Regions from separate parts of the Homo sapiens genome. Here region 1 is linked to region 2. Evidence: chromatin loops called from intact Hi-C (ENCODE). Cell type or tissue: Caco-2. All regions are shown on one strand. Each heading gives the region's core, and the rest is flanking DNA. Links, peaks and the distances in the headings are about the cores only.

The links. Peaks named below come from ENCODE experiments on the same cell type or tissue, not always from the same donor. Only the 100,000 strongest peaks of a DNase experiment are listed, where the experiment ranks them.
Region 1: it touches region 2 in a loop (9-fold over the local background); 2 of 110 quality-filtered maps call a loop at or near these places.

What each region holds. Positions count from the first base shown.
Region 1 is chr1:116,467,486-116,482,924 of GRCh38, forward strand. LINC01762 (long intergenic non-protein coding RNA 1762) reads right to left here and starts at 11,341. Exons shown (of 4, transcript NR_125972.1): 1 at 11,296-11,341; 2 at 10,567-10,687. It overlaps LOC112268235 (a long non-coding RNA gene), which reads left to right and starts at 11,737. Exons shown (of 2, transcript XR_002958352.2): 1 at 11,737-15,439. RefSeq lists a silencer at 3,830-4,065, enhancers at 7,775-7,919, 10,786-11,345 and a cis regulatory region at 7,840-7,853. In Caco-2, for the core only: no CTCF peak of the experiment used is centred there; DNase peaks (open chromatin) are centred at 5,064, 7,916, 9,029, 10,149 and 1 weaker place; H3K4me3 peaks cover 270 bases.
Region 2 is chr1:116,308,986-116,324,424 of GRCh38, forward strand. LOC105378920 (a long non-coding RNA gene) reads right to left here. Exons shown (of 5, transcript XR_001738197.2): 3 at 6,698-6,854. Among named protein-coding and RNA genes, the nearest start is that of ATP1A1, 57 kb to the right of the region's middle. In Caco-2, for the core only: no CTCF peak of the experiment used is centred there; DNase peaks (open chromatin) are centred at 7,606 and 10,006.

The sequences.
Region 1 (15,439 bases), core at 3,374-11,373, 160 kb after region 2:
ACGGATGAGGGTTCAAATTTCAGGCTTTTCATTTCCTACTAACTTGTCCTCTTTAAGCCTGACTTTCCTCATCCGTGAAATGGAAATGACATCTACTTGACAAGGCTGGGCAAATTAAATGAGACAGAGCATGGCACGTAGTTCTCAATGAATGTCACACTCTTCCCAGAAGGGGAGGTAATGACGCTCCCGGCAGTTTTATGCTTACTTTCTGCTTCTCCTAAACCTAGATATTAGCTAGGACTAGCAGGCACTTCCTACCCAAAACATTTTTCATGAGTCACCTATTTACTTATTAAGTAAAAATTAGATTTCTATGACTTAGGATCAGAAAGCTTCAAACATCAAAACAATAGTTTAAAAGAGAGAGAGAGAGAATTTAACCACTCAGTTGGTTGTTTTTTCAACTGCTGCCCAGCTGGTTTTTTCCACTAAATGGATTAATATTTTGGTTAACTTGACCATTTAAAATGATTCTATAACTTTTTTTTTTTACGCTGTCAGGATGTTTTCCTTGATATCTGGCCCTAGTTCTCTTTGCTTATGTCATTTCATCATTACTCCTACTTATGCCGTCTGGTACCTGAATTAAAACATTTAGATTCTATCTTTTGAATTTGTGCCTTTCAAATATTTATAAACCATAATCATGACTTCATACAGCCAATCCTATACATATTTAATTTTTTTATGAAGAAGTCCTTTTCCCCTAAATTATTTATTTCCTCTCTGAAATCTTTCCAAAGTTGTTTTAGCCTTAAGATGAAGAGATGCCCCCAAGTGGATTGTTATCAGACAGACTCTAAAAAGTAGTTGTTGTGAAACCTGGGGTATATATTAAAAGTTCAGACTTCTAGCCCTCATCACCAGTGATTCTGATTCATGGTTCTGGGGTGTGGGGCCCAGGAATGTGCATCTTAACAGCACCCTCCTTCCCCTCTCCCCCACATACAATATCCTCTACCCAATTTACAGGTAATTTTGGTGTGAATTCCCTGTAGAACACACTTGAGGCACAGTGCCACCTCACAGTTGACTTGGGAAAGCAAAACAGAAGACATTGGTTCCTGCTTTCTAATGGGGCATTACATTCAGACCTGTTTGCTTAAGATTATAGCAAAATTACCTTGACAGAGTTTTGAGTGTTTCCAAGCCTTCAGTCAAATAGTTACACTGTCTTGGTTTACTGCTGCAGATGGCTAAGCGAAGTTTCTAGAAGGCTATCAATTTTCCCATCTCTTTAGTCTTTAGGTCTGGGTTGGTAGAAGAAGGGTTGCAGAAGGGCACTTTATCTACCACGCCGTGTCTCTAGAAATCTAGCAATTTTGAATCCTGTATTACTATTCACATTTCTTTTTTGTAAGAATATGATCCAGCAAATAACTAATAATAATTCTTCATACTAGTATAGCACTTTGTGGTTCATAAAATGTCTTGACTTTCATTGTGTCATCTGATCTCCAGAATAGCTCTGGTTAAGGTAAGTAGGTGAGGTATTACTGTTTCCATTTTACAAATGAAGAAATGCTCAGAGAGAATAAGTAACTTGCCCAGGGATTTACAAAAAGTAAATGGAAGTCCTAGGATTTAACAATTATGGAATCTTTCATCATCTCTGCCTTAAGGTTGCACTTCTCTAGACTGTGGTATTATCAACCCTATAGTCTGAATGTTACAAACTAATAAATAATATATTTACTTCATTAAAATATCTATTAGTTAGCTGCTTGGAATGGGTAGAAAATATTGAAGTAGAGAATTTTTAACCTACCCTTTAATTACTGCATTGATGTTATCCATGATTGTATAATATTGTTCTTAATTCCTCTAAGTTTTATTTTGAAAGCTAAACATAAAAGACAATGGCAGTTTGTCATGTTGAGAAGAATATAATTATTAACCTCATAGGTTCATCCCACAAGTAATGATTGTCATATGGACCCTGTTGGCAGGAGAGGGAAGATGAGAGGTCTCCCAGCTCTTAGTTAAGGCCTAGGCCATGGGTCTGGTGTTCCCAGTCGATGGATCATAATTCATTAAAATTGTATATTGGACACTGGCTATATCCAGAGTCTACACATTAGATAATATTAAAAGAACATAAAAGGAATATAAATGAATCCAGGTGCTAAGTGACTTGGGAGTCCTTGAACTTGTTGCTTTTACCTCCATTTATTTATTTATTTATTTATTTATTTATTTATTTTCATTCATTCATTCATTCATTGAACACATGTTTTATTGAGCACTTACTGGAACGGCACACTGTGCTGGGCACTGGTATTACAATATTGGGCAAGACAGAATCATCCCTACATCATGAGCTAATAGTCCAATGGGGGACACTGACAAGGATGCTGGCAGCCACAGGCAGTGGGATAAATGCTGTGGGAAAGGCAGGGTGCTGCACATACACTAACAAGGGGCATCCAGCCAGCCAGCATATTAGGCCTAGTATTTTTAAATGGATGTAGATTTATTGGGAGTGGCCTGTAGGGGGTGTGCTGAGGGCATGGCCCCTGGCCACTTTATCCCTTGGCACCCTGAGGGTGCTAGGAAGTCATTGCCCTACACATTTAGTTGCCTTTGCCTGAAATATTTTCTTCCTCTCCTCCCTTAGCTAAGTTCTAGTACCCACACATCCCTACAGGCTAGGGAGCCCTCTCTGTATTGTTATATATTCGACCCCTGTGTACTGCGACATCCTGTGAAAATCCTTGAACATCATCCTCATCAACCTCACTGTCCTTCAAGTATCTCCCCCATCAGTCTTTGGGCACTCCTAGATCAGGGCGATCAGGGCCTGTGTCATTTACCTCTGTATTCCCTGCACCAAGCAAATGCTTGGCACATAATAGAGGCTTAATAAATGTTTGCTGAATGCACAAATGAATGAATGACCCTAACCTTTAATATCTGGTTGATGAGGAGGCAGGAAACTGAACATATACAAATAAAACCATTTGCAAACAATTAGCTACAAGTCAATATTTCAATGCATCAAATCAGGTAGCATTCTTTTTCCAATATTTACAGTGCACCTTTTTTACCCAGCATGCATATTCCTGGGGGTCGTGGACTGCCCCCAACAGGGATAAAATGGGTGTAAATGTTATGTATACTTAATTTCTTTAACAAGAAAAGTATCAGAGGATTACTTGGAGTCACTAATGGTACTACCCCGGTAAAGAGTAAATCATTTTGAAGTTACTGTATGCTATGGTTTGAATGTGTCCTCCAAAATTCATGTGTTGGAAATTTAATCTCCAATGCAACAGTGTTGAGATGTAGAACTTTTGAGAGATGATTAGGTCATTAGGGCTCTGCCCTCATGAATGGACTAATGCTGTTATTGGGGAAGTGGATGAGTTATTGCAGGAATGGGTTCCTCATTAAAGGATGAGTTCCGCCCCCTTCCTCTCCCTCTCTCACACCCTCTTGCTCTTCCACTGTCTGCCATGGGGGTGATACAGCAAGAAGGCCCTCACAAGATGCCAGCACCTTGAGAGTGGACTTTCCAGCCTCCAGAATTGTGAGAAATAAATTTCTTTTTTTTTTTTAAATAAATTACCCACTCTGTGCTCTTCTGTTCTAGCAACACAAAATGGACTAAGACACCATGGGCAGGGTCTCTGAGAAATATGAGTTGAATAGAAAAGTTTTCATCAAAATGCTGCTCAGTTGCTGAGGTAAAAGCCAACAGGGCTCAGACTAGGGTGAGATGAGTGAGACCAAGTCATACAAGTTACAGGATCACATTTTGTCTTTATTTAACTTTTTTAGTGCATCATGATTAATTGCATTAATTTTTATTTATTAAAATATCAATTATTTTGATTGCTGAGTTTTTTCACTCTGCCCCCACAGCTCCCGGACCTGGGGGCCCCCACCCCGTGAGCTCTGCCTTCCTGATACACAGATTACAGGGGAAACTCAGACTCCCTCTGCAGGAGCTGGATGTCAGTTATCACCAGGGCTCAGCTGCGTATCCCGAGGGCTCACTCTGCTTGCCTGATTCACCTCCCTTTCCAGTTTTGCCTTCCCTTCTTCCTCTAGCAGTCTGAGCATTCTGCACCTCCCCCTCCCTGTGCTTCAATGCCATCTCACCCAACATCCACACTAGGGCTGCATGTTCTCCAGAGCCTGCTCCATCCTTCCCTTCCCTTCTACCCACAACTGACTTGCTTTATAATGGAAGAAGCGTTTTAATGCCTGCCATGAAATCCTGTCATCTGGACAGGAAGGGCAAGCTCCCTGGCTGAATCATCAAGAGGAGAGCACCTGCCTGGAATAAGGCTCTGAATCTTCTACAGCTCTCTTTTCTGTTTCCCTTCCTCAGAAGTATCCCCTGGACACCGCAGAGGCTGTAGAACCAATACTGCCTGCACTGGCCAACTGTGGGGGCAGTGGCTTCACACCCCGTGTGTGCTGCAAACACACTCAAATCTATGGCCTGTAATAATTTCTGCACATCCCTGTGTTGCTCCCATAGGACAGATAGAGGCACAAAGGCCCTGGCTGATAAGTCGCATCAACTGATCACATAACCACTCATTGACAAAACAGAGATTAAACCTATATTTTTGACCCCCCACCACCCCCCATCCTGTGTCCATTTCATTATTCCATAAACATTCCCCTCTACCACACCCTACTTCCCCCTCACCTGCCCACCCCTGCAAAGTCACTTGATCTCTTGGTGAATTAGCATGAGCCAACATTGATGTTTTAAAATAGCAAATTTTCAGGCTGAAAAAAGTCAAGATCATCTTTAAGTCCCCAAGGACATATGCAACCAGTGATAGAAAAATCCTCTCCCACTTCTCCCCCTCCAGTCTGAATTGACTTAGCAACTTTTCTTCAGCTCCTCAGCAGAGCCTTTCACAAATTCCCACTTGCAGCACTGCTGAAGGATAGACATCCTGATGTGCTCTCAGCTGGACTGCTGCTGTGGGCTTCAAAAAAACAGATGCAGCAGCAGTGAGTGTGTGCCTGTATTATATTTCTCAAGTGAACATCTTCAGAAGCTGGGGACATGTGTTTTCTAGCCCAGCATGTAGGATCTGTGGCCCCTGAGGCTGTGGGAGGGCAAAGTCCTGTAGAGAAGCTATTGTTTTCCTTGCCTTTGCTGATAGCATGAGATCAGCTAAATGATGGTGGCAGGTATCCAAGACCAAGAAAAAGAGTAAGTAGGGGTACAGTAATGGGAAGCAGTAAATCGTAGGACATATTTGTAATCTAAGCAACAAAAATCAAGCATTCTCTGGGAAATGCATGAAGCACTGAATGCTTGAGTGCCTAATGGGTTTTGAAGCCTCAGTAAGTTTATGTGGATGGGTGCCAAGAGCAAACAAATCACTGCAGCCACAAGCTGCCTCACTCCATATCCGAGATGCATACTGAGAATGACTGGGAAGGCTACTTGGTATGGGAACCCTAAAGCAGTTAGGATGGGGAGGCCCCCGGGGAAATGCTATCCTTAGTGCTCTCCAGGAAGCATCATTTACAACTTCACCATTGGCCAAACACTAATATATGTGCTTTACATATATCATCTCATCGAAGCCTCATTATAACACTAATGGGTTAGGTGTTATTACACCCCTATTTTAAAGATGAAGGAAGTCAGACTCAGTTAAGATCATACATCTATTAAGAGGTAGGGCAAAATCCAGACTCAGTCTTTTCTGATTCCAAAGCACCTGCTCTTAACTGCCCCACTTTATTGCCCTCAGAGCTCTTTGGTACCAATTACACCAGGCATTCCTAGCTACAAGGCATTGTTCATTCATTCATCCATTCATTCAACATCCAGCAATATTTCTTGAGCATCTGCATCGTGCCAGGCCCTTTGCTAGGCCCTGGGACCTCACTGATGAAGGAGACATGGACCCTGTCCTCATGGAACTTGGAATCTAATGAGTGAGTGCCAGGGTCTGGAATGGGAGTTAAGGACTCACTTAAGACTGGGCAGGTTGTATCTTGCACAAAGGCTCTGCACTAAGGGGGCAAGTGGGTACTGAAACCCAGCTTATATTCCACTAAGCTATGTGCCCACAGAGCGACATCTTCTAGAGGAAGCAATTTAAAAAATTTTTTCCCAAAGAGTAATATGGGCTATTCTGGAAGTACCTGCCTCCCTTAACTTTTCTTTCTTTCTTTTTTCTTTTCTTTTTCTTTTTTTTTTTTTTTTTTTTTTGAGACGAGTCTCGCTCTGTCATCCAGGCTGGAGGGCAGTCACGCAATCTCAGCCCACTGCAACTTCCACTTCCTGAGTTCAAGCAATTCTCATGCCTCAGCCTCCCAAGTAGCTGGGATTATAAGTGCAGGCTCCCACACCCATAGAAATGGGATTTCACCATGTTGGCCAGGCTGGTCTAGAACTCCTGGCCTCAAGGGATCTGCCTGCCTTGGTCTCTCAAAGTGCTGGGATTACAGGCATGAGCCACTGCACCTGGCTGCCTCCCTTAACTTTTCAAGCCAGTGTCACCCTGAAAGACATCCTCATGCACAACCTGCAGTGTGTAGGGAACATGAACGCACCAGGTAGACTCTGGACAGTAAGGAGGTCAGCAGCAAGTCCAAGAAAGTGTACTCAGGTCTGTTTGGCCCCAGTCAATGAGGTCCACATTCACCTTCAGGAAATCCTGGCCAGTCAACAATGATTTAAACCAATCCCTTCACCACCCCCAGGCAAAGTCCCTGTGTAAGTAAAACTTCCAGTGATTCCCAAAGATAGTATCCCCACCTCAGCAGACGGTGGAGGCCCCTGCTCGGCCCTGGACCTGCAGGCCTTCTTCCAACAACTGTCAGACCCCACAGGAATGGAAAGGAAGGCTTCTGGAGACACATACTGGAGGGAACAAGGGGACAAAAAAGGCAAGCTGACATCAACCCCAAACCCCAATAATTCGGAGGAGAGTATCCCTGGTAACAGAAACAGAGACAGAAGGAGGTCTGCGGGAAGAAAGATGAGTTCTTTATGTATGCCAATTTTCACATGTTAAACATGCCATGCCTTCTATCCGTGGAGCCTTCACATACAAGACACTATGTGCGATATTTACAAAAGCCCTAACCCGATTGCCTTTTTATAGATGAAGAAATTGATATGCAGAGAAACAAAATAATTTGGCTTAGGTCACATAGCTAGGAAGTGGCAGAACTAGAAAGTGGCAGAGGTGGGCCCTCTTGATTCAAAAGACACTGAATCAATGTGTAGTCTAGCTTAGAAGTCCTCGGCCTGAAGATAAAGATGAAGGAAATGAGATAAAGGGAATGAGGCCAAGAAACAGTGAGGCAGATGGAGAGAAGGGAAAGAGAGGTACAAAGGTAGTGGAGGATGCACCCTAATAACTCCTCACAGATAAAGCAATACAGCTACTGCGACCAGCTATCAATGCAGTTCATAAATGCAGAGATCATCAGAGCAGGAAAGGACCTCTGTGCTCCCAGCCTCCCCGTGTTACAGCTGAGGAGTAGAGGGCCAAGGCATCTAGTGGCTTCCCCAAGGTTCTCCAGGCTGCTGTGGAGGCAGAGCCATGGCCACGGCCCTGGCCTCCTGGCACTCAGGCCTAACAGCTTCCATCAGGCTGTACCACTGAGATTATCATCATCAGTGATGATGGTGCCATTAACAGCCATGGCCACCACTATCTGGTTTTTTAGCACCAGCCACCCTGGCAGCCATCTTCATTTTGTGACTTGAAGAAAGCACTGCCCTGGTCATGTGAGCACAAGAGGAATGGAAAATTCCAGGTCAGGGAACAACACACCCTCCAGGCATCCTTCTCCACCAGCCCTGCCTTCAGAGGCACCAGGCCCTTTTGTCCCACCACCAGTTAATATTTCACTTGGGTGAGACTTTAGAGAACAAAGAACACAAAGCTGGCCTTGAGGGGCCAAAGGTAAGCAGCCCATGGTTCCCGATTCGGCTCATAAATAAGAACAGGGCAAATGTACTTTGGATAAGGACGCGCTCAGCCTCCCGCAGAACAGCTGGGGAAGCTATTCATAGGAAAGCGTGCTATTTGCGTCTGCCTGGCATTTGAATGAGGCTCACCTAACTGTGCCTGCCCTCCCCACAGATGTGAGTCACGCTCCCCACTCACGAGTGAGGAGTGGCCAGGGGCAAAGGAGAATTGCTTCTCGGCTCAGCTGAGAGAACTGTGGGGGCCAGGAGCGGCACTGCCAAGGATATCTCCCTCCCCCGGGCAGGGAGGGCCTCCAACTGAGGACACTTATTCTGTAGTGATAGAGCCTGATTCCCCTCCATGTGAGAGAGGTGCCTCCTTGGACCCTGCTACTTTGTCCCTTGGCCCTTGGTCAAGCAAAGGGGACAATTCTCAGCCCCCAACCCCTTGCCGGTGGCTTTGACTATCTTCTCACATCTCCAGTACTCGGGGAAAGCCAGTCAGAGCAGCGTGGGAGGCCAGTTCTAGTGTCACGCTGCCATCCTCCAAGTTCTACTGGTCCCTGGTCTCTAATTGCAAAGCTTACGTGCTGTGGAGGTGAAGTGGGGGTGATCCCTCCCCCTTAAGCAGCACTGCCCACTTCTGAAGGTCATCCACCAATGCTCCTGCCTCCTGTAGCATCCAGTGAAGTTCTGGGCTGGTTCTGAGCCGAGGGTGTGCCGGAAGCAGGGCTCATTATGGTCCAAAATAACCTTGGGAGGTCAAGCCCAGGCCTGGGCATCCCTCATCCAAGGAGCCCTGATGGGGGGGTCTCTCAGGGCCTAGCCGAAGAGTCAGTTCCGCTCCATAGCAGCACTGATGGTTCAGGTCAGTCCCAGGCCCATGAGAAAAACTCCAGTTCTGCACCAAAACACAGTGGCCTTTGGAGTCCATCAGACTCCAAGCATTAGGAAGGGCCAAGCTCTTCTCCCATTGGTAGTTCTCACACACCTGTGGGTCCAGAGAGGGGCTACCCGCCATGATCCTGGGAGCTGTGGTCTAAGGGATCTCTGTATACCTGAGTATGCTCAGCTGCGGTTTGGTGTTTTTTATTAGTGAATGGCTTAGCTCCTCAGCTGGACCATAAACTTCTCAAGGGAACATGCTGTGCCCTTATCTTTGTGTGCCTGCATGACAGCACACAGCCAGCATGCAAACCATGACCTCATATGCACTTAACACTTGACTATATCTCTTTGGCGACTAGACTCTACTCCTTTGGACAGGGACTTCTTAATTCTGTATTTCTGAATGGCCTAGTGCTGGCTGTGACACAGGGTAGTTATATAATTGATGGTGTTGATTTGAATTGTCCAGTTTGAATAAAGAATTTTCTAAATGAGTCGACATTATGACACAATGGATATAGATGAGACCATTAATGCATTTGAAATTTACACTAGTGGACACATGATGGTAGATGCTATAGATACAGGAACCCATGCAAATTCCAACTTTGAGAAACTAGTAACCTATTTCGAAATTATACCTTCTCCTGTTCTTCATGGGCAAAGATGATCCAAGCATGGAGGACATGACATTTAAGCCTTCTTCCCAGTGTAAGGGATGTGCCTTCAGCTAAATTTTTCTCTCAGTCAACATTTATGGGCACCTACTGTGTGTTAGGCACTGTACTATGGGCTGAGTATTCAAAGAAAAACTAGGCACAGGTGAATCGTAAATGGAGAGCTACGGGTCTAGTGGGGCTGAAGGCACTTTCTCAAGGAACTCATGGCACTGAAATAGCTGCTGCTTGAGAAGTATGGCCTAAGCTCCATGGGAGTGAGAAGGGATGAATTCTTCCTGGGGCCAGGAAGGGAGGATGAAATCAGGAAAGGCCTCCCAGAGGAGCAGATGTTTGAAGGATGGACAAATCCAGATGGACAATAGAGTATGTATTCTAGGCTGGAGGGTATTAACCAAAGCATGGAACCCCCTCAGTTCTTTGGGAGGAGAACAGTCTCCTCTGCTCTCACTGTAGCTGGTGGCTTGATTGCTGACCAAGGTCAGGGTGACACCTTTGGCCAAAGAATGGGGCATTTGCTTCTAAGTCAGCCAAGGGCTCTTTCTGTCTGAAAATAGCTGCCTGAATTCATTTCCCCAATTAGTCCCAGAGGCCAAAGATAGGAGCAGGCTTTCTCCACCAGCAGGGCAGAAACTGCAGCTAGAAAGCCGGCCCTGCAGCATGAGGAACCCCTGGGGAGCTGGCAGGAGACCTTGAGGTCTGACCGGCTGTGTTTGGATGGACCCTCTCTAGCTCTTTCCCCGTCATGTGACTGAAAACCTTATCATAATGAAAGCTGTAAAAATGCCAAACTTTAACCTTATTAAAGTCACACTGTTCTGGTCTTGGCAACCATAATAGGATTTTACAACTCAACCTCTCTGACTAGAGTCCTTGAACAGCCCAGGGTCTGTCAGGGTCCGTGATGGGTGACTTAATGCCTTCAGGGACTGGTGCCCACCCACATTCCCACCCTCCCTGTGTCCATCCACCACCCGTGCTCACCGTGGCCTTCCATATGGCCTCCTGTTTTGTTACTCATAGAAATGGAGAAATTTCCACTACCATGGACCCCAGGAAAAACATATGAGCATACCCTACAGCACTTACCAGCTGACATGGTATTTTCCTCCGGATTAATGAAGCACAGTGGAATTTTAGCAGTTGCTGTAATGATTAATATGTCAAATCCATATTGCAGGAGAGGGAAACAGGAAAGCGATGTGAGAACCTAGGAGGGGGGAGGAAAAACAATGGGAAGGGAAGAGAGGTAGCAAAGCCAAAGAAGGACAGGGAAGGAAGAGAAGAACAAGGGAAGGACAGGGCAAAGTGGGGAGAGAGGAACACGGACTCCCACAGGGGTTGGATCAAACAGGCTCGAGCACATTTAGGGACTTCCTCCTGCCACATTGGTAGGAAGGTGGGTCAAGTCAGTTCCTGAGGAGAGGTCTCCCAGGAGCAGTTATTAGCATAAGGTTCTACATGTCGGGAGGTCATGGACCTTGAAGATTTGAGGAAAGGTATGGGGTTTATCCCTAGAAAAAAAATACACATAAAGGGGTTTACTAAGCCCCTAAACCTCCATGAGAAAACACAAAAATGAAAAAACCCTGGGTTCAGCTGACGGTGTTTCTGGAGCTGGGACTGTGTCATCCCTGTCAGCATCCCCTCTCCATGTGATGCCTTTCAGAAACAAGTTTGGAAAGATGACAATGGCGTCAGCCACAATACACATTCTGTTTGCTGAGCCTCTGTCTTGCCCTGTGAGCGCCCACCCTCTCCTCCCCACCTGCAGGCCCACCGCCATGCAGCTCCCAGGATGAGGTCATGCTTACTCACAGGGTCCCTTCCTCCAACTCTAGGCAGTCCAGTGCCCCTACATGAAGTGGTGTCCATGCTGTGCGTGAACATGCTCCGCAGTCTTGAGACCATTACACGGCTGGACAAAGGAATGCCTGGCCAAGCCACCAATGGGAAATACTTTGCAATGCAAATGAGTCCTCCAAAGCCAAGCATTCCCCTCTCCTGCTAATTACTTTTACCTGGTTGCATTAGAAATCCTGGCCAACATGGTGAAACCCCGTCTCTTCTAAAAGTACAAAAATTAGTCAGGCATAGTGGCACACGCCTGTAGTCCCAGCTACTCGGGAGGCTGAGGCAGGAGAATCACTTGAACCCAGGAGGCAGAGGTTGCAGTGAGCCAAGATCGCGCCATTGCACTGCAGCCTGGTGACAGAGTGAGACTCCATCTCAAAAAAAAAAAAAGAATGGCTTCATATTCTGTATAGTCAGGAGCTGGCTCAATGTTAATGTCATTGTCTCTCCTGAAATCACCTGTCAGTGCAAGAGACCTCTGAATTTCCTTTCTTATTTCTTGATCTAAGCATGTATATAGTGTCATGGGCCAGGTTAATTAAAGCTCACTGAATATCACATACTATCCTCTGAACAATCATACGTGTTGCTTCTTTAAAAGCAGGAAAGAAAAAATCAGGTTCTATATGGCCTACCAAGCTTAAATCGTCTCTGTGATGGGAACTGTACAAAAGTCAACAGGTCAACAACAAACACTAGTTTACATACTCAGTAGGTGAAAGAGTGAGCCAATTCATAGATTTCATTTCTGATTGTATTTTTTAACATTTTATTTTCAAAGAATTATAAATCCACAGAAGGTTGCTAAAAGGTGGAAACAACTCAAATGTCCATCGATGGATAAATGGATAAATGTGGTACAGTGGTCCCCCCTTATCCTGGGGGGATACATTCCAGGATCCCCCAGTGGATACCTGAAACTGTGGATAGTACCGAACCCAACTGCTGTCAGTGGGAACACATTTCTGTTCACATATTCCACCTACAATTTAACGCCTTTTCCAGCTTAACTAAACACTTACCAGTATTGTGGTCGTAACTTGCGGTTTGAGGTGTGACAGCAAAACTAGCACGAATTTCTTTTTTCCCTTCACAATTTCACAGATAGAAGATTCATTCCTAACTATAGATCTTAGCAGCCTCAGCATATCATTTTTTTTCTTTCCTGAAGCCGAGAATTTTCACCTTTTCACTTAAAGGAAGCACTTTATGGTTTCTCTTTGGTATATTTGAGTTGCCAGCATCACTACACTTGTGCTTTGGGGCCATTATTAAGTAAAATAAGGGTTACTTGAACACAAGCACTGCGATACTGGGGCAGACAACCTGGCAACAAAGATGGCTATTAAGTCACTACTGGGTGGAGAGTGTAGACAGAGTGGACACGATGGGCAAAGGGAGGGTTCATGCCCTTAGCAGGATTCAGCAAGATTTTATTATACCTCTCAGAACTACTCACAGTTCAAAAGGTATGAATTGTTTATTTCTGGAATTTTTCATTTAATATTTTTGTATTGCTGTTGACTGTGGGTAATTGAAACTAAGGAAAGTAAAATTGTGGATAAGCAGGGATGGGCTACTATACATACAGATAATGGAATAGTATTCAGCCTTAAAAAGGAAGGAAATTCTGATATGTTTCTATGACATGGATGAACCCTGAAGACACTATGCTAAGAGAAATAAGCCAGTTACACAAAGATAAAAACTCTGTGATTCCACTTAGATGAGGCACTTATACGAGTAGTCAAATTCAAAGAGACGAAAATTTGAATGGTGTCTGTCAGGGGCTGGGAGGTGAGGGGAATGAGGAGTTGTTTCATTGGTATGAACTTTCAGTATGGGAAGATATAAAAAGTCCTCTGGAGATGGATGGTGGTGTTTGTTGCATAATAATGTGAATATATTTAAAGCCAACAAACTGCGCCTGTAAAAATAGTTACAATGGTACATTTTATGTTATGTATATTTTACCACAATCAAAAATTGACAAGAAAGTCCCACAGACACTTCACTAGGCCAATCCAGTGTAACAGCTTGCATGACTATAATACATTATCAAAACCAGGGAACTGACATTGGTACAACCCAGACTCATTCAGACTTCACAAGTACTCGTGTGTGTGCGCGTGTGTGCGTGTGTATGTGTGTGTGTGTGTGTGTAGCTCTATGCAATTTTATCACCTGTGTGGCGCTGTTTCATCACAAGCCACTCTTTGTGCTGTCCTCTGTGGCCACACTTGCTCCTTCCTGACAACTAACCTGTGCCTCATCTCTATAATTGTTTCACTTAAAAAATGTTACAAAATGAAGTCATACAGTATGTAACCTTTTGAGATAGGCTTTGTTCACCACATAACTGCCTCGAGATCCACCCACGTTGTTGCATGTATCAATAGTTTATTCCTTTTTATTGTTGGATAGGACTCAATGATATGGATGGAAATGTTTGATTATATTTTTACATCTACCATTAATAAATTCAATTTTCTGTCCACATTAAGACCATCGGTGAATGGACTTGATTCCAATGTGACCACTACAGGAATGGCGTCCAAGGGGCTCACCAGAGCATCCTAGCCTCCACCCACCCATGCAGGGGCTTTTGTCTGGGCCATAGGCTGTTTCATTGAAGAAATGGGTCCTACCGGGCCAGCTGTTCTGCCTACTGACTTTCAGCTGTGGGGACCACAGTGCATAGGCAGTAAGATAGACAGGAACACCTTCAGTAAACAGAGAAGGTACAGTCTCAACCCCCGGCTTGCCCAACCTCAGGGCTGAGACTCCAGCAGTGGCATCATGGGAACAGGCAGCTGGGGTTCCTTTAAGAAGGAAGGTAAACTCCAGCAACAGTTGTTTAAAAATATGATGCTTTCCAATTCTCAGAGGGGAGCTTTTATATTTCCACCACTCACTGTGGCCCAAACCTCACTGTGCTGGAATTTAGCTGTCCCCTTGACTGTTGACCCCAACACAGCATCAACTCCCAGCCCCGAGCCTCACAAAATGCCTGGCCCCCGTGAGCACACAATAAATGTTGCCGCAGGAGTTGGTGTTATTGAAGGAGAGAGGCGAGTCAAAGGGGCCTACAGAGGATGACCAACTCTAACAAGCAAGAGCTGCTTTCATTTCATTTTTAAAACCTGCTACCTTAGCTCTGGCAGGAGCCAGAGTACGAGAGAGGAGCAATAAAACCATCCCTTTCTTCCTCTCACTTCCAGCCCTGACTGCCCTCCCCTCATCCCTTCACACCCCAGATCTTCCTCCCAGACTCTAGGGAGAACTTTGTGTTCTGGGGAGGGTGGGGCTTCTTACTGAAGGGCAGGTGTCAGTGTAGGTGAATAAGCAGGTTGGGTGGGGGTTGGGTGAAGGTGAGGTCACTCAAGGGGACTCTTCGGCCACGTAGGAATGAAGGAACAAGATTGAAGTCACACCCCCCAAAAACCAACAGAGGTTCTTTGAGCCTTTTCCTCCAACTCTCCTTCACCACATCCATGCCTTAGCTTCCCAACCTTGGCCTCTTTGCTATGGGCAACCTGAATAGTTTGCATTTCTAGACAAATAGGTGAAAGAAAAGAGCAGCCATAACCCAACATCCCTGTAACTGGCCCGGGGCCCCAGATCCTGGGACTTTCCCCAACAGCTGGATACTTCTTCCTCTGTGAAAGATAACAGGGATTGGCTGGAGCTAACCCAAAAAGCAAGCAGACATAGACACAGGCTCTTGGAAAAGACCAAATACTACTCAAACCCAGGGATTTGGTTTCCCCACCCCCAAGGACCCAGGAAGAGGTTGCTCACAGCTGGGTGAGGTGCAGCACTTTCCACAGGAATCATGGCCTGGCTCTTTCCAGGGTAGGGGAGGAGCAGGTGCCGCTCCTCTCTGGGCATGCGTGCCTCCTGGGTGTCCTTCATGGAGCTTACACAGTGTGCTTTACACAGAGGCTATGGCCTCTCTGGAAGAGTTAAGATCTTTCTATAGCTCTTGAGATGGAGTATTTAACACCAATAAAGGCTTTCACCACCTCCTCAAAGCTTTGAACTGTTTTGTTTTTTAGAGATGGGGTCTTGCTGTGTTGCTCAGACTGGTCTTGAACTCCTGGGTTCA
Region 2 (15,439 bases), core at 5,037-13,036:
GGGATTACAGGCATGCACCACCATACCCGGCTAATTTTTGTATTTTTAATAGAGATGGGGTTTCACCATGTTGGCCAGGCTGGTCTTGAACTTCTGACCTCAGGTGATCGGCTCGCCTCAGGCTCCCAAAGTGCTAGGATTACAGGCATAAGCCACTATGCCCAGCAATTACATGAGCTAGGCTTTCAAGGCCATTGTAATCAAGGTGTGTGCCAGCTCATGCCTGAAGCTACCCATATGGAAATATCCCAATTCCGGTCCCCACTGAGAGAGTTGGATCCTTGTCCACCAGCCAAGATTGAGTAACCAGAGAGAGCGTCTGATCCAAGGGTGTGGTTCATACTTGGGCAGCCTGAGACCTACAACTTGGACCCACATAAAAAGATAATCTGCATCAACCAGATTCCCTTCTGGAATCTGAAATTGAAAAACCAAAATGAGAGAGCTGGCAGCACAGGCAGATGCTAAAAGACTTGCCTCCAGTATTACCTTAAGGTAACGGAGGAACCAGAGAGTCCAGGGCAAGCCAAAACCATAAGTAAGCCAAAGTCATGAGTAGATAGAACGAGCTGGTCAATAGAGGAGCAAACACTCCACATAAGTGACAATAGCATGAGAAAAATAGAGACCATTCAGCCAAAACAAGAGAGGTGGAGCAGCTAGTCCCTGGATCTGCCTTGCAACTTGATATCTTGCCAGCTCTGGTCTAAATCCAGGTATAGCCTTACAGCCACTCATTGAACTTCTTTTCCAGGTGACTGTTTGAGTGCTATTCCTTGCTAGCTAAGAGCTAAAGGAAATGGATTCGACTAGGCAGAGCAGAGGGAAAGAGAAATCCAGGAGCCCAGGTTAGTATGGATGGCAGCATAAAGATGAAATTTCTCATGGACTCCTCAGGGAAGGGTAGAAAGGAAATTATTTTAAGTAGGAGACAAAAGCTACTGGAGCACCTTAAATTTGTAGGCCAAAGTGGTATTTGGTGAATGAATGAATAAATGAATGCATGTGAGTTAAAGCCAAAAAGTAAACAACTTTAAATAACAGGATTGAGACTTCAGACTTGATATCATAGGCAATAGGAAACCACAGCAGTTTGGAACAGGAAGCAGGAGCCATCAATATAGTATTTTTAAAATAATGAATTTTTTGAAAGACATTCCATTTTCCAATGCTGAAGCATGCGTTGTCCCAGCCCCACAATGATGGAGTGAGCATGTAGGAGTAATGTTTGGCCGAGAGAGGAACATGAAAGCAGCCCACTGGTAAATGGAACTGCAAATTAGAATGGCCTGAGGGAGGCTTCCGTCCAGACAGCCCAGAAGCTGAGAAAGACAGCCAAAGATATCTCGCCTAGCATGCAGCTGTGGGAAATGCTGCAACTCTTTCTGACTGTCTGGAAACAGCTATAAGACCACGTGCAAACTCAAAATCAGTTCTAAATAGGCCATTATGACAAGGGCTGTCAGCCCCCTATGGACTTCCATGTAGCACCCAGATGTCACATGTAGACATGTGACAGCTGACTCCTCATTCTCTCCACCAGGCATTTGTAGTAGCTGTCTGTTCATGGCATGTCAACTTGGACACAGATCTCAGCAACTCTTTGAATGCCTCGCCAAGATCCACTCATAGAACATTAATGAACAGTGGAGAATCTCCTGACAGTTTCATGAGGGAGAGAGAAGAAGGACTCCACAGCAAATAATTAAAGAAAAAAAAAAGACCTACTAGACATACATGTTCTGCAAATTCCTCCACTGCTGGACAGCCACCAAGTGTTTCTTTATCAACCCACAATACAGTTTAAATAAAGGCCCACTCCTCCCCCAGCACAGTTTATAGGGCCCACACTCCTTACGATGACAATTGAGGTTATAAATAAAGCACCTTGTTGTTTTTGCACACACATAGCAATAAACATAGGGCTTAATAGCTCCCAACATGGCCCCAGCTATGTCTCCTTGGCCCCATCACTTTGCTCTCTGGCCTCTGTTTCTCATTCTGTAACACAAGAGGCAGAAGTGGGTCCATTTGGGTTAATCCCATCCACCATCCAGTTCTCAATTTGGACTTTACATAGTGGAGAGTGGTTTCCACCCTAAGCAGAGGGGTTTTCCTTCTGCAAAGAACAAAATGAAAGAACTAGGGATGAAGAAGCCACTATATAACCTAGGCATTTGGGCAAGTGGGGGTGGGGAAGCTGGAGAGGAGGGAGGCGGGGCAGGGTCCCAGTGGCAGGGAGGGTGAGCTGAGCACTGGCTGCCCCTCCGCGGGATACGCAGTGATGAGGCCTGCCGAATGCAGAGCATGGAGGAGAAATGGTTTTGTCTGTGCAGCCACCCACGCTCTGACTGCAGTAAGGGTCACACCGGGCTGATGATGACTTTTTGATGGAGTGGACGCAGCACCCTGCAGGGGCCAGCAGTCTTTGGAAGAGAAGCGCTCAGCAGAAAGCACATCCAGCTCACCAGTCTGCTCTTCCCTCTTCTGCTTTCTTTCTCTCCCCACCCTCAAACCCCATCTGGGCTCACTGCAACCTCTGCCTCCCAGGTTCAAGTAATTCTCCTGCCTCAACCTCCCAAGTAGCTGGGATTACAGGTGTGTGACACCACACCCGGCTAATTTTTGTATTTTTAGTAAACATGGGGTTTCACTATGTTGGCCAGGCTGGTCTTGAACTGCTGACCTCATGATCCGCCTGCCTTGGCCTCCCAAAGTGCTGGGATTACAGGCATGAGCCACCACGCCCGGCCTTCTCCTCTCTTTTTAAAGTGTCTCTTCTGGGTGCCGTTTTCATTCTAAGCTATCTATAGCGCCTCAGTAAGGGAGAAGGGGGGAAATCCAACAACAGCCGCAGCCACGTGGCCAGCTTCTGTGGGAACACCTGTGGATGTGTGCTGTTCTGGGCAAGAACAGAACAAAGTTGCTTTTATGTCCTTCTTTCTAAAAGCCTTGTGTGCTTTAGAAGCTGGTTATTATTGCATTATTAAAGCCTCAGTGAGCCGAGGCCAAGGCGAGGGTACTCTACAGCTGTCCCAGGCGGCTTCAGCCAGTGCATACTTCTCATCCTGTGACCTAGCCTGACTCCTGGTTGTCATCCCATTACACCCCAGTGAGAGGGGAGCACTGGGGGAGGACAGAGATGCCAGTCCCTAATTGAAGGTGCCCTGGGCTTCTCACCAAACTGGTCCATCCAGTTCTTAGGAATTATTCTGAGCATAATCCATTTTGCCAATATTGTGTTTCTTAAAGCACCAGCAGCGTAAAGTGAGGAAAAACTGTTGCATAAGGAAATTTCTGAAACCGGATTTCCCTGGGTTTCAGCAAGCACTTGTTCAGGAGAGGTTGGGAGGACCAAATGTTCAGCTTTGTGTGTGTCATGGTTGGGGGCCGTAGACTGGGGACAGCCTAGGGCATTGTTTGCTAAGGGCAAGTTTGCTCCAGTTAGTTACAGATTCCTAGTCACAACACCGTGAGCTTTGTCATCTATCCCAACCTCAACTTTCACAGAGGAGGAGAGGAAACGCACAGAGGCAAGGTGACTGGTCGAAGGTTGCACAGTGGATTGGTGTCCTGCTCAGATAACCGCAGCCTAGACACATGCTGAGCACACGTGGCATTCCTTCTCCAGGTCTGTAAGCACAGATGCCCTTCAAATGGCAGTGCCAGTTTAAGGCTAGTGTTTGGAAAGACAGGCCCCCAGAAGGCATGGACTGTATTTTTCCCTGGTCCTTATGGGACACTTCAGCAAGGTTCAAGCACACTTAGAAACTTATACCTACAGACAAACCCCAGAAAAAAGTAATCAGAGTCACATTCTCTAACCAGCTCCAGTACACTTATTTTCATGCAAATGTGGAGAAACAGCCCAGCCTAAGAGGGAGCAGCATAACAGAACAGCAGAATGAATGCCACCATAGAAGTTTGTGCAGCCCATGGAATCCATAAAAGGCCTGGCTGCGGGGCCCACCAGGGGCTGAAATCCGGCCTGCCCTCCACTAACTGGGCACTGCCCAGGCAAAATGCTCCTCATGTTTCTGGTCTCAGGTCAAGTTTACCCTTGAGTAGTAAAGCTTCCCTCTTTACTGGCCTTCCTCTGCACTTCCCCTTCTACCTCATTCCTGTCCTATCTTCTAAAAGCGTCCCTTAAAAAAAAATTATGTTTTTCTGTTTTACTTTTTAAGCTATAACCACCAAAGTAGTGATGAGCCCTTCATGCACTGCAGTGTTTGAAGCCACTGAGCACATCTTCAGGTCTATTTCACCTCTAAACATGGTCTTCCCATAGTGCATCTGGCTACCTCTGATCACATGCCACTTCCTCCAGGAAGCCTTCCCTGACCCTTCCCCCCTCCCCCACACATCCCACCCCAGTAAGTGAGGACTATCCCCCACCGCAACCTAGGCTAGGCATGCCCTATGGGAGCTCTGAATATGTTGTTGCAAAATGATCTATTTATAAGTTCATCTTCCCCTTAGATCTGCCCTGTTCAATGTGGTAGCCACTGACCACGCATGCCTACTGAGCACTTGAACTGTGTCTAGTCTGAATAGGGATGTGTTGTAAATATCAGATACATACTACATGTGAAATAGTATGAAAGAGATAATATAAAATACCTCAATGATCATGTTTCTCTTGATCATATGGTGGAATAATATTATAGGCTGGGTGTGGTGGCTCACACCTGTTATGATAGCACTTTGGGAGGCCTAGGTGCAGGAGGATCACTTGGAGTTTGAGACCAGCCTGGCGCAACACAAGGAGACCCTGTATCTAAAAAAAATTTTTTTTAATTAGCTGGGCATCATGGCAGGTGCCTATAGTCCTAGCTCCTCAGGAGGCTGAGGCAGGAGGATTGCCTGAGCCCAGAAGGTTGAGGCTGCAGTGAACGATGACTGAGCCACTGCACTCCAACCTGGGTAACAGAGTGAGACGCTGTCCCCAAAATAAGCAAATAAATAAATAAATACATATTTTTAAAAATTTAAAAAAGAGAAACAGAAAAAATAAAAATTAAACAAGATAATATTAGAGAAATATTGAGTTAAATATATGATTAAAATTAATTTCTTCTATTTCTTTTTTTAATGTGACTACTAGAAAAATGTAAATTACCTGTATGGTTTGTATCATATTTCTATTGGATATCTGCTTAGACTATAAGCCTCTAGAGGTCAGGGATCATATCTTACTCATCTTTGCCCTTCCAGCATCTAATACAGACACACATTTGGGTTCTAAGACAGCATATGTAACAATACAGGTGTCACCTTGTGTTGTCACTCTTGCTGCCCACCTGTCTGTCTCTACCAGGATGCTTTCCGCACCTTGGCACAAAGACTGTGCCTCACCTATCAAGTGCTTGGCAAGAGGCAGGTGCAGAATACATGTTAGAGAATGAAGGTAAAGTAAGTATCTGATCTAAATATTCAGGGAGAAAAAAACTTATGATTATTATTTTTAATAGAGATGGGGTCTTGCTATATTGCCCAGGCTGTTCTCAAACTCCTGACCCCAGGTGATCCCAAAGTGCTGGGATTACAAGCACGACCCGCAGTACCTGGCCAATTTTTTAAAAACTTAATCTTGCTTTAATTGTACTTGGGAACCATAGATGTGATATTGATATCTTACAGATAGAAGAACAAAGTGGCTGTAATACCCTGGGTGGGATCTTTCCAAGTTAAGACAAAGGAAGCGCCAGTACATCAGGAGACAGAGTGGCTGGGTTCCAAGGCCAGCAGGCTGTTACGCAAGGGGGAAAACTTCACACACAGTCAATAATTAGAAAAATGATTCTGGGCTGTGGAAACAAACACAGGACAAAGTATATAGAATACAGAGACTAATATTCACAACAATATCAATTAATAGCTTATCATACCCTCTTGAGTACTGATCAATTTGATGTGAATTTCAACTTTAAAAAATCTTAATTTTATTTTCTGAATATAGAAATAAAACTGGCTCGTTGTTTAAAAAAAAAAGGCCCTAATCTCACAATTATATAGAAATGTTTAAAGCAAAAAAAGTCCTTTGTGATACCACTCCAAATGATAATTCAATAACCACTAGTAATAGGTTGGTGTTCTTCCTTCTAGGTTTTTCCTTTATAAAAATTCTTTTCTCTTTATTTTTATATAAAAATAAGGTTATATCCTAAGTATCATCCTGCAACTTAACTTTTGAAACATATGAATATATTGTCAACATCATCCTATGTTAGTACCTATAGCCCTATCTCTTCTTTTAGCTGGAGCATAGCATTCCACTTAGGGAAATACTCCCATTATTGCTGGACATCAGCAATAAAGACAGGCACTTTTTTGTTATTATAAACAGACTGCAACCAACATCCTCGGACATGTCTTTGCAGCTTTTATGTTTCCATAGGAACAAAAATAGTTTCATTATGCCCTAATGAAGACAGTGAAGCAGATCAGAATTGGATCACCTATATTAAAAAAAGAAAAAACAGATTGCAGTGGGAAGGGAGAAAGGGGTTCGTGAAGATAATGGTAGATATTTGGGCTTTGCACATTTTTATAATAATGAAAGAAAAGTCCACTTAGCTTGCATCTCACCTTCTACCTCCATAATTCTAAAGTATTTTTTTAATTTAATTGGAATTAATTTCATCTAAAAATCTCAATTTTGGATTAACCTATGTGAAGTTCAAGAACATTCTCTTACCTGTATGCTGGTAAGAACTGCAATTGGATATATCCTTCTGTCTGGCATCCTCTGGGTCAGTTTCCACTTTTTCCTATTGAGGGACTTACAGGTTCTTTAGTTACACAGGTAACTGTGGTTTGAAATTTAAAACAACAGTATGTCTTTCATAATTCTCCTGAGAAAGAAAAATTCCAACAGTAAACAACGCCACTGGGGTTTCTCCTCCCCCACCAGCTGCATCAAAATGCTGTCCTGGCTTTGTCTTATACTAACAGGGTAGACCAGTCACTAATCTCTCTGAACACACGTCTCCCAACCTGTAAAATGGTTGCTACCTGCTTTGATTCATAACTGTCAAAATTAGAGATAATGTATGTAAAGTACTAGAACAAAGTACATGTTCTAATAATGGGAGCTATTATTTTCAATGGAAACTACTAGGATTAAATAGCCAGAGAAAGAGATAAAAGCAAAAGGTGGTAAGGAGAAAGGAAAATCCGAAGAACGTTTGTAGTAAATTTCAACATTTTTATTGCAGTAACTTTGATACGTGTTTTCTATGATGCTGGGAACTAACATCTCTTAAGCGAGCATTATCTGCCTGCTTCTGTACTAGGTATTTTACATATGTTGTCTTAATTCTAACAACAAATTTGTAAGGCAAGTAGTAGTGTCTTCCCATATTATAGATGAAAAAACTGAGACTCAGAATGTGTAAGTGGCCTTCTCAGATTCATCAATGTGGTAAGTAACAAAATTGGTATTAAAACTCAAATCAGTTCCAAACCTGTGCTTGTCTACTTATCAGGCTGTGACTACTGCAGCAGGCCTCATGATGCCTTCACGGTTTCTTATCTCCTGCACATTTTTCTCCACCTGGTCTCACTCTGATCACAATGGCAGATCCAGGGCCTCCCTCTTCCACTGACAGAAAATCAGTGCAAACTGACTCACGCACACCAAGGACAAAATGTGTTCATGGTCATGACAAGTCTAAAGGTAGACTTTGGCCTCAGGCTTGGCTGCACTCAGGGGCTCTATCTTCCCCATCTTTCAGTGCAACTTTCCTCTGAGTTCTGACTGGCTTTAATTTCACAGGGCTCTCTCCTCTGGATAGAAACCTTACGACCCATGACCCCGGGGGTAGGGAGAGGAGCACCCTTTCTTTCTCCCAGGGTCTATTTTAACCATATCAAATCTTAGTGAAAATCCACATGCCTATTTCTCAACCAATCACTGTGGCTTGAGGGGTGCCACGTCCTGCTGGCCAGGCCTCCCTCTCCAGCCCACTCCTGTGACAGGTTCAGCCTTACCTGAATCACAAGGAATGATGCCCCGTAGAACAGAGCAAAAAGGAAGAGCAAAAGAAGTCCTCAATAGAACAAAGCCACAGATAACCTCTGCAGAGTTCTTGTTGCTTTTTACTCAGCAACACCTCTCATAAACCCAGACTTTTGCCTTAGAAAAGCTCCTACTTTAGCTCCATAGGGACTGATTTCATAACTGCTTCTTTTTTGCATGTATTTCTTCCATCATTATGTACTATCTCTATGTGATGTCTAAAAATACCAAGTGGACATGGTATATCCTGCTCCTTCTTCCTGCCCAAGTTAGCAAAATAGCTCTGTAATTTTCAATGCTTTTGGCTACAATTTACAGAAAATGTAAATTTTCATTTACAAATGAAAATGATCAAAATGGCTTCGACAATGAGGAAAATGTCATTTTACACACGTTAAGAAGTCCCAAGGTAGAGCAGCTCCAGGGTTGACTGAGTCTCCGTGATTGAGGCTCTTTCCATTTTTCCTCTCTGCCATCCTCATTGTGGCAGCATTGTCCTCAGTGTGCTCCCCTCAAGACTGCAGGATGGACACAGCGTCCTGGGCACCACCGCTAGCCTGCAGTGGTCAGGGGAGAGCCAGTGAAGCTGGCAAGGAAGGGAGAACCTAATCAAGGCCAGTTCAGAGGATTTAAGTGGCAACAAAGTATAGGGTGGACTAGGGGAGCGAGATCCGGATTCTGAGAGCTTGATTAAAAGGCTGTTGTAATAGGGCAGAAATGCAAATATGGAGACTGAAGAAAGAATGGAAAGCAGGAGACACAGATGGGACTCATTGCCCTAAGAGTCTGAGTTCTATAGAGAGTCAAACACCGAACTGACTTGATTAAAAAATCAGATTTCAGAATACTTAAAAAAAAACTTTTTATTACTTTTCTTCAAGCTCATATCGTAAAACACACCATTAGGATAAATTGGAAACGGGACCCCAGGACAATGGCTGTCCGTGTGGGATCTGAACCACCATGAGAATTTTACTTTTATTTGTATTTATTTATTTATTTTTGAGATGGAGTCTCGCTCTGTCACCAGGCTAGTGCTCAGTGGCACCATCTCAGGTCACTGCAACCTCTGCCTCCCGGATTCAAGTGATTCTCCTGCCTCAGCCTCCTGAGTAGCTGAGATTACAGACACGCACCACTATGCCTGACACATTTTTGTATTTTTAGTAGAGATGGGGTTTCACTATGTTGGCCAGGCTGGTCTTGAAGTCCACCTCGGCCTCCCAAAGTGCTGGGATTACAGGTGTGAGCCACCACATCTGGCTGAGAATTTTACTTTTAATAAGATGTTCTCTCTTTGTTCACCAGACTGTCTCTAATATTAGTTGATGTGTACAGAACATAAATATTTGTTAGGATGCAATAGTCCAAATTTAGATGCAAATATTATGTTTAAATTGTAACAAAGTGATTGCTTTTTAGTGACATCATTTCAAGGAATTGGTAACTTGGTTTTTCATTGGTGTCTTGGCCCATGAAGGATGAGCTTCAGTGGACAGAAGACATGATGACACCCAGTTAGCACCACAAGGCCCTCTCTCCCAGGCAGTCCAATGTAGCAGGACGCCTACTCTAGTGCACGCTACTGCAGTTACCTCTGCTGGAAACTGCTGGTGAAACCACTGACCTGACCTGGACTAAGCACCTGAGACTTCTTGCTTCTCAGTTTATCCAGACAACAGCCTCAACTCTGCCCTTGCAGTTGCATGCTACATTCTGTCCAGAATGTTGAGAGCTATAGCTCTTTCTCTTCCATGGACTAGAGACCTCCCTTTCACCATGAGGTCAATGAAGCTTAACCTCAGGACCTGTCCCTTGCATTGGCCCCTTCCAGGGCCCTGGAGGAGTCTTGCCAATGTGTTTACATGGTCACCTGTCACTGTAAAATTTGCAAAGCTGATAAGGCTTTGCGATTTAGAATGCGGCCTCTTTCACTCGGATTCCCACTCCCTCACATAACTCTTTGGGTGGGGCAGCATTGGAGGGGGCTGCAGGCATTTCTGGAATGCAGTTAAGGGAAAGATGAATGAGTGACAAGTTTAGCTTGTGTTCATGAAGATATATATTTGTGTAGGTCACAGCCACCTCTACGCATAGTTATGTTACTGCCAGCCATTCCAGAGCACAAATGGCTTTCTGAAATACTCCCTGTCACCGCTGTGCTGACGCACCCACTGCTTAGTATCAGATGCGAGGCTGGAGGTCATGGGGAAATGAGAACGTGTCCTTCAGCTCCCAGCACCGGTTACAGATGGAAAGTGGAGGAGAAATAAAGTCTGAAATGTATCAAGCCAAAGATTGTATATAGAGAATTCTTTCAAACAGCAGATGTGGAAAGTTGTAAGTGGAAGATTCAGTTCTCACAACACCTCATCAGACTGCAAACTCTCTCTTATCATAAAGATGCCTGAAAATGTAGTGTATACAATTACAAAAAAATTAGCCCCTTTTGCTGTTATTTTGAATGAGAGTTTTGAGAAATAGTTTATGAGAATTCCTACGTTTGTAGCACATGTGCTCTGAGCAGAATGGCAGAGTACATGCCCTATAAACCTGTGTACCTACATATATGGAACAGTTAATATATGACAAAAATGATAGACTTTTTTTCAAATTTGAAAACAATCATAAAAATTTTCGGCCAGGCGCGGTGGCTCACGCCTGTAATCCCAGCACTTTGGGAGGCCGAGGCGGGCGGATCACAAGGTCAGGAGATGGAGACCATCCTGGCTAACACGGTGAAACCCCGTCTCTACTAAAAATACAAAAAAATTAGCCAGGCGTGGTGGCGGGCGCCTGTAGTCCCAGCTACTCTGGAGGCTGAGGCAGGAGAATGGTGTGAACCCGGGAGGCGGAGCTTGCAGTGAGCCGAGATCGCGCCACTGCACTCCAGCCTGGGGGACAGAGCGAGACTCCGTCCCAAAAAAAAAAAAAAAAAATTTTTTTCATGACATTCCCAATTACAAGTTGGAAAGCTAAAAGACAATTTTTTAGAAGTATCAGTAATAAAAAAAATTTGTGATCAACCATTCCAGAGAAAATGTTAAATTATCTTTCTCTTCTCTTTAGGTAGTGACATCTCAAAATTATAATAAAGAAGTAATCAAAGAGTTTGCAACCCAAAGATGTTTTTTAAAAAGGTTTTTGGAGCAGTGGCAGGGAGCTAATAAAAATATTTCGCTATTTTTCTGGATTTGTGATATTTGTGCCAACACGTTAAAATTTTTAATTTCTTGTGATTCTCTCAATCTAATAAGGCCAGATATGGTGGCTCAATACCCATAATCCCAGCACTTTGGGAGGCTGAGGCAGGAGAATTGCTTGAGGCCAGGAGTTCAAGACAAGCCTGGGCAACATAGCAAGACCCTGTCTCTACAAAAACATTTAAAATTAGCAAAGCATGGTGGCACATGCCTGTGGACTCAGCATCTTGGAAGGCTGAAGTGTAGGATCCGTTGAGCCCAGGAATTTGAGGCTGCAGTGAGCTCTGATTGTGCTACTGCACTCGAACCTGGGAGACAGAAGGAGACCGTCTCTTAAAAAAAAAAAATTAAAACAGATAAACATTCATATTTGTACCTAATTCTTAACTTATAATTTTGGTTCTTTTTTTGACAGAGGAAACTCCAAATTTAAAAAGCTTCAGGCCCCCAATAAAACCTGGATCCACTGTTGGTCGAGGGAGAAAGGGAGGCAATATTCAAGTTCTCATAACTGGTGAGTCTGTGTTTCTGTAGAAGTTCCCGTTACAAGGAAACAGGAATTAGTCCTTCAGAACTGAAAAACTGATCTTTAATCAAGCCAACAAAGGAGTCAGCCTGAATGGTGGCAGACACGAATTTTTGGTTTTTTTTTGTTTTTCCAGCAGATTGAGAGAACTTGGACAAGTTATTTATCCTTGAAAATCAGTCTCATCACTGGTAAAACGAGGTTTTGGGGTTAGATGAACTGAAAGTTCCCTTTTAGTGCTATGTTTTTTATTTTCACAGCTAAGTGTTGCTATGTCAAGGTATTCCATTACTTACTATGGAGAACACAGAAGAATGACTCATGAATTTTTAATTTGTAAATGACTGCTGCTAAGTTTATGAAACCCTATCATTCTCATAAGTAGGTTATACATATTCCTCATATATTATTTCACATCATTCAATTATTTAACAAATCCTTTTTTTCATAACAGGGCAAAGGTACACTTTTGTGCTGCTTCCTCTAAGTAGTCGGGAACTCTGCAGCAGTGGAATCCAAAGCAATTAAGCTTCCCTGTTACAACTGTACCACCACCTTCATTTCTGCATGCCTCTTAATTTTTGAGCTACCTTATTATATATGTGATCCTATTTTATCTCCACCACATTCTTAGGCGGTAAATGGAGCAGGGATAATAATCTCTATTTAATGGATTTCAAAACAGATGAAAAAGCGTTAAATGAGTTTTCTATGAGTTTTAGTTGGGTAGAAACAAAAACAATTGGAATATGGGTCTTCAGATGCCCACTCCCACTATGAAGGTCAGCATATAGAAATGTGTCTAGCATGGAAAGGTGAACACTCTGGTTATCACCAGTTACTGGCAAATATTAGCTAAAGCCCTAGGACTACATGAAATGGGGAAATAGGTGGGAGCATAACGCACAGGAAAGATGAGGACCCCATTCAGCCATTGCTGGGAACAGATCTGAAATTCATGTTCAATATTAAAAGAAAGCCAATTGAGAGTGGCCAGTCCCTGCAGGAAAATGAAACCTGGTCCTGTCAGCTCCTGCCAGCTTCAGTGCACAGCTAAATGTGCTTGCTGAGTGACTAGTAACCACCAGCTAGCCCAGAGACTATGGAGCACAGATAACACATCTAGGCAAAGACTGGCTGGCTAGTGTCGCCTCAGCCACACTGATCTGTTCTCCAATGAATGTTTGCTATTGGGCAGTTTATTCCAAGTATAGTTAGAGAGGCCAGAGGGGCCATGGGAAGAGGCCACATGCACATCCGCACCTGTGCCTCTCAGTGTGTCCCTGCCTGCGCAGGAGCCTGTTCAAATATTGATCAAAAGCAGCTTTGTCACAGGCGCTGGAAATGGGAGCTCCTTCTGAAACACGGACCCACTTAACCAGAAAAGGAGTGGTGTTTCTAAGAACTGTCACTTTGAGAATTCAGCTTGGAAGGTAGGACAGCTCACAGATGTTGTATAAGATCCTTGAATATGAATTTGGTGACTAGCTGTCTTGCAATATTTGCCAGCTATTTCCTTTCATATACATATTTATTTCTTTTCTTTTATATATTTATTTCAGATATATTTTCCTTTCATATGCATATATACATACACAGATATACACATATGCTCACGTATATATACACGCACACATAAATATGTTTGAAACCTCACTGAGAGAAACATCCAGAACACATTTTAGACATAAGGTGACATGGCATTCAGCTCTGAGCCCAAGTATATGTCAGCTGAGGCCTGCTATGGTCAGGACTCCCTTGCTGATGAGGTCTGTCCAGCATAGCAGTCCACACTGTCCTCCACAACGACACCAGACCACCAGAGACACTTGAAGTCACCAGTGCAATCAAAATTTCAGTCCTCATTAGCACAATAAAATTCAAATGTAGTTAAAGTGAAAACTACAGCATCCAATTGCTGATTCTGACTTCTCAGAGATTTTAATGGAGAAAAACACATCTTGGTTTTATTATCTGCCCGAAAACTGATTTTTAAAGTCTCTTCCTGCCTTACATTTAACACCTCTGGTAAAATTATATTGTTTAGAGTTCCTTGCACATCTATGCTATTTCATGCCCTTTGCCAAAGATAATTTACAACTATGAGAAAGGGATGGAGTAGGAAGAGATGACTCCCGCTTAATGAATGCTGTCTGAATGCCAGGGTCTGTACAATGCATGTGTCTTTTATACCTCCAATATTAGAATGCCCACTTCCCAGATGAATAAACTGAGAATCCTAAAGGTTAAGCAATTCACCTGAAGTTACACAGGGAGTTAATTCTTGTCTGCTCAACCCCTAAGACTTATCTCCAAGGGCCAAATCTGTGAGCTGTGTTTATGACAACTAACAATTTGTCAAACCCTGGGGGTTCTTTGGCCCTTTGCAAGCGAAATCAGTCTGCATTTGCAGGTTGCTCAAATGTTCACAAGTCCGACATTTCACCACAGAAGGCAGACTCATAAAATATTTTATGCAGTAAAACTGCTGATAAAGGCTTATCTTCTAGATAGGACCCAAAGAACAGACAGTTCATTATTTTTCTAACTGTTCCTTTATGTTAATGAACCTTGGTCAATGTTCCAGTAGTGGCATAAAAAATCTGGGAATGTAAATAAAAGACTTGGCCCTTTTCCTTGATTGTAGGTTTGTCATTTAACTTTGCTATGTTCTACTTTCCTTGTCTATAAAACAGGTACAATAATCATGCTGAAGGTATGATGAGACTATATATATGAAAGCTCTTAGAAAATGGTATTCAGGCTATTCAGGTATCTTGGCTTTCATCTACTAAATACAGACATGGTGTGAAATAGACACATACTTGTACAATAATAGCTGATGTTGACATTGACTGTTTACTGTGTACAGACGCTGTGCTAAGTGCCTACAGTCACCATTTCATTTCATCCTTTCAACACTGTGGGATAGGTATTGGTGTTATTCCCATTTCACAAGTGGGAAAAAGCAAGGCATGGAAAGATAAGTAACTCTCCAAGTCATACAGTGGGAAAAGGTGGAGTCAGGTGGAATTTCAACCCAGGAGGCTTCTTTTCAGAGCCTGTGCTGTTAACTGCTATCTTATACTGCCTCCCATATATAAGTACAGTCATATGTCACTTAACGCTGGGGATACATTCTGAGAAATGTGTACTGAAGCAATTTAGTCCTTGAACAAACATCATAGAGTGTACTTACACAAACATAGATGGTATATATGTTTTTATTTATATATGTTTTCATATGGAAAACCAAATGTCCCAGCACAATTGCTGAATATCAGTCATTTCCCCTGCTTGAGCTGCAATGCCAGTATCAAGTCCCATATATCAGATTTCTACATATGCTCCCTTATAATCTTATGGGACCATCATATATATATATATATATATATATATGTGTGTGTGTGTGTGTGTGTGTGTGTGTGTATATGTATATATGTGTATATATATACATATATGTATATATATACACACACACACACATATATATATATAGTGCATGACTGTATAATAAAATGACACTGGACTTTAGGAGGCTGAGGCAAGCAGATTGCCTGAGCTCAGGAGTTTCAGACCAGCCTGGGCAACATGGCAAAACCCCGTTTCTACTAAAATACAAAAGAAATTAGCTGGGCATGGTGGCACGCCTGTAATCCCAACTACTCGGGAGGCTGAGGCAGGAGAATT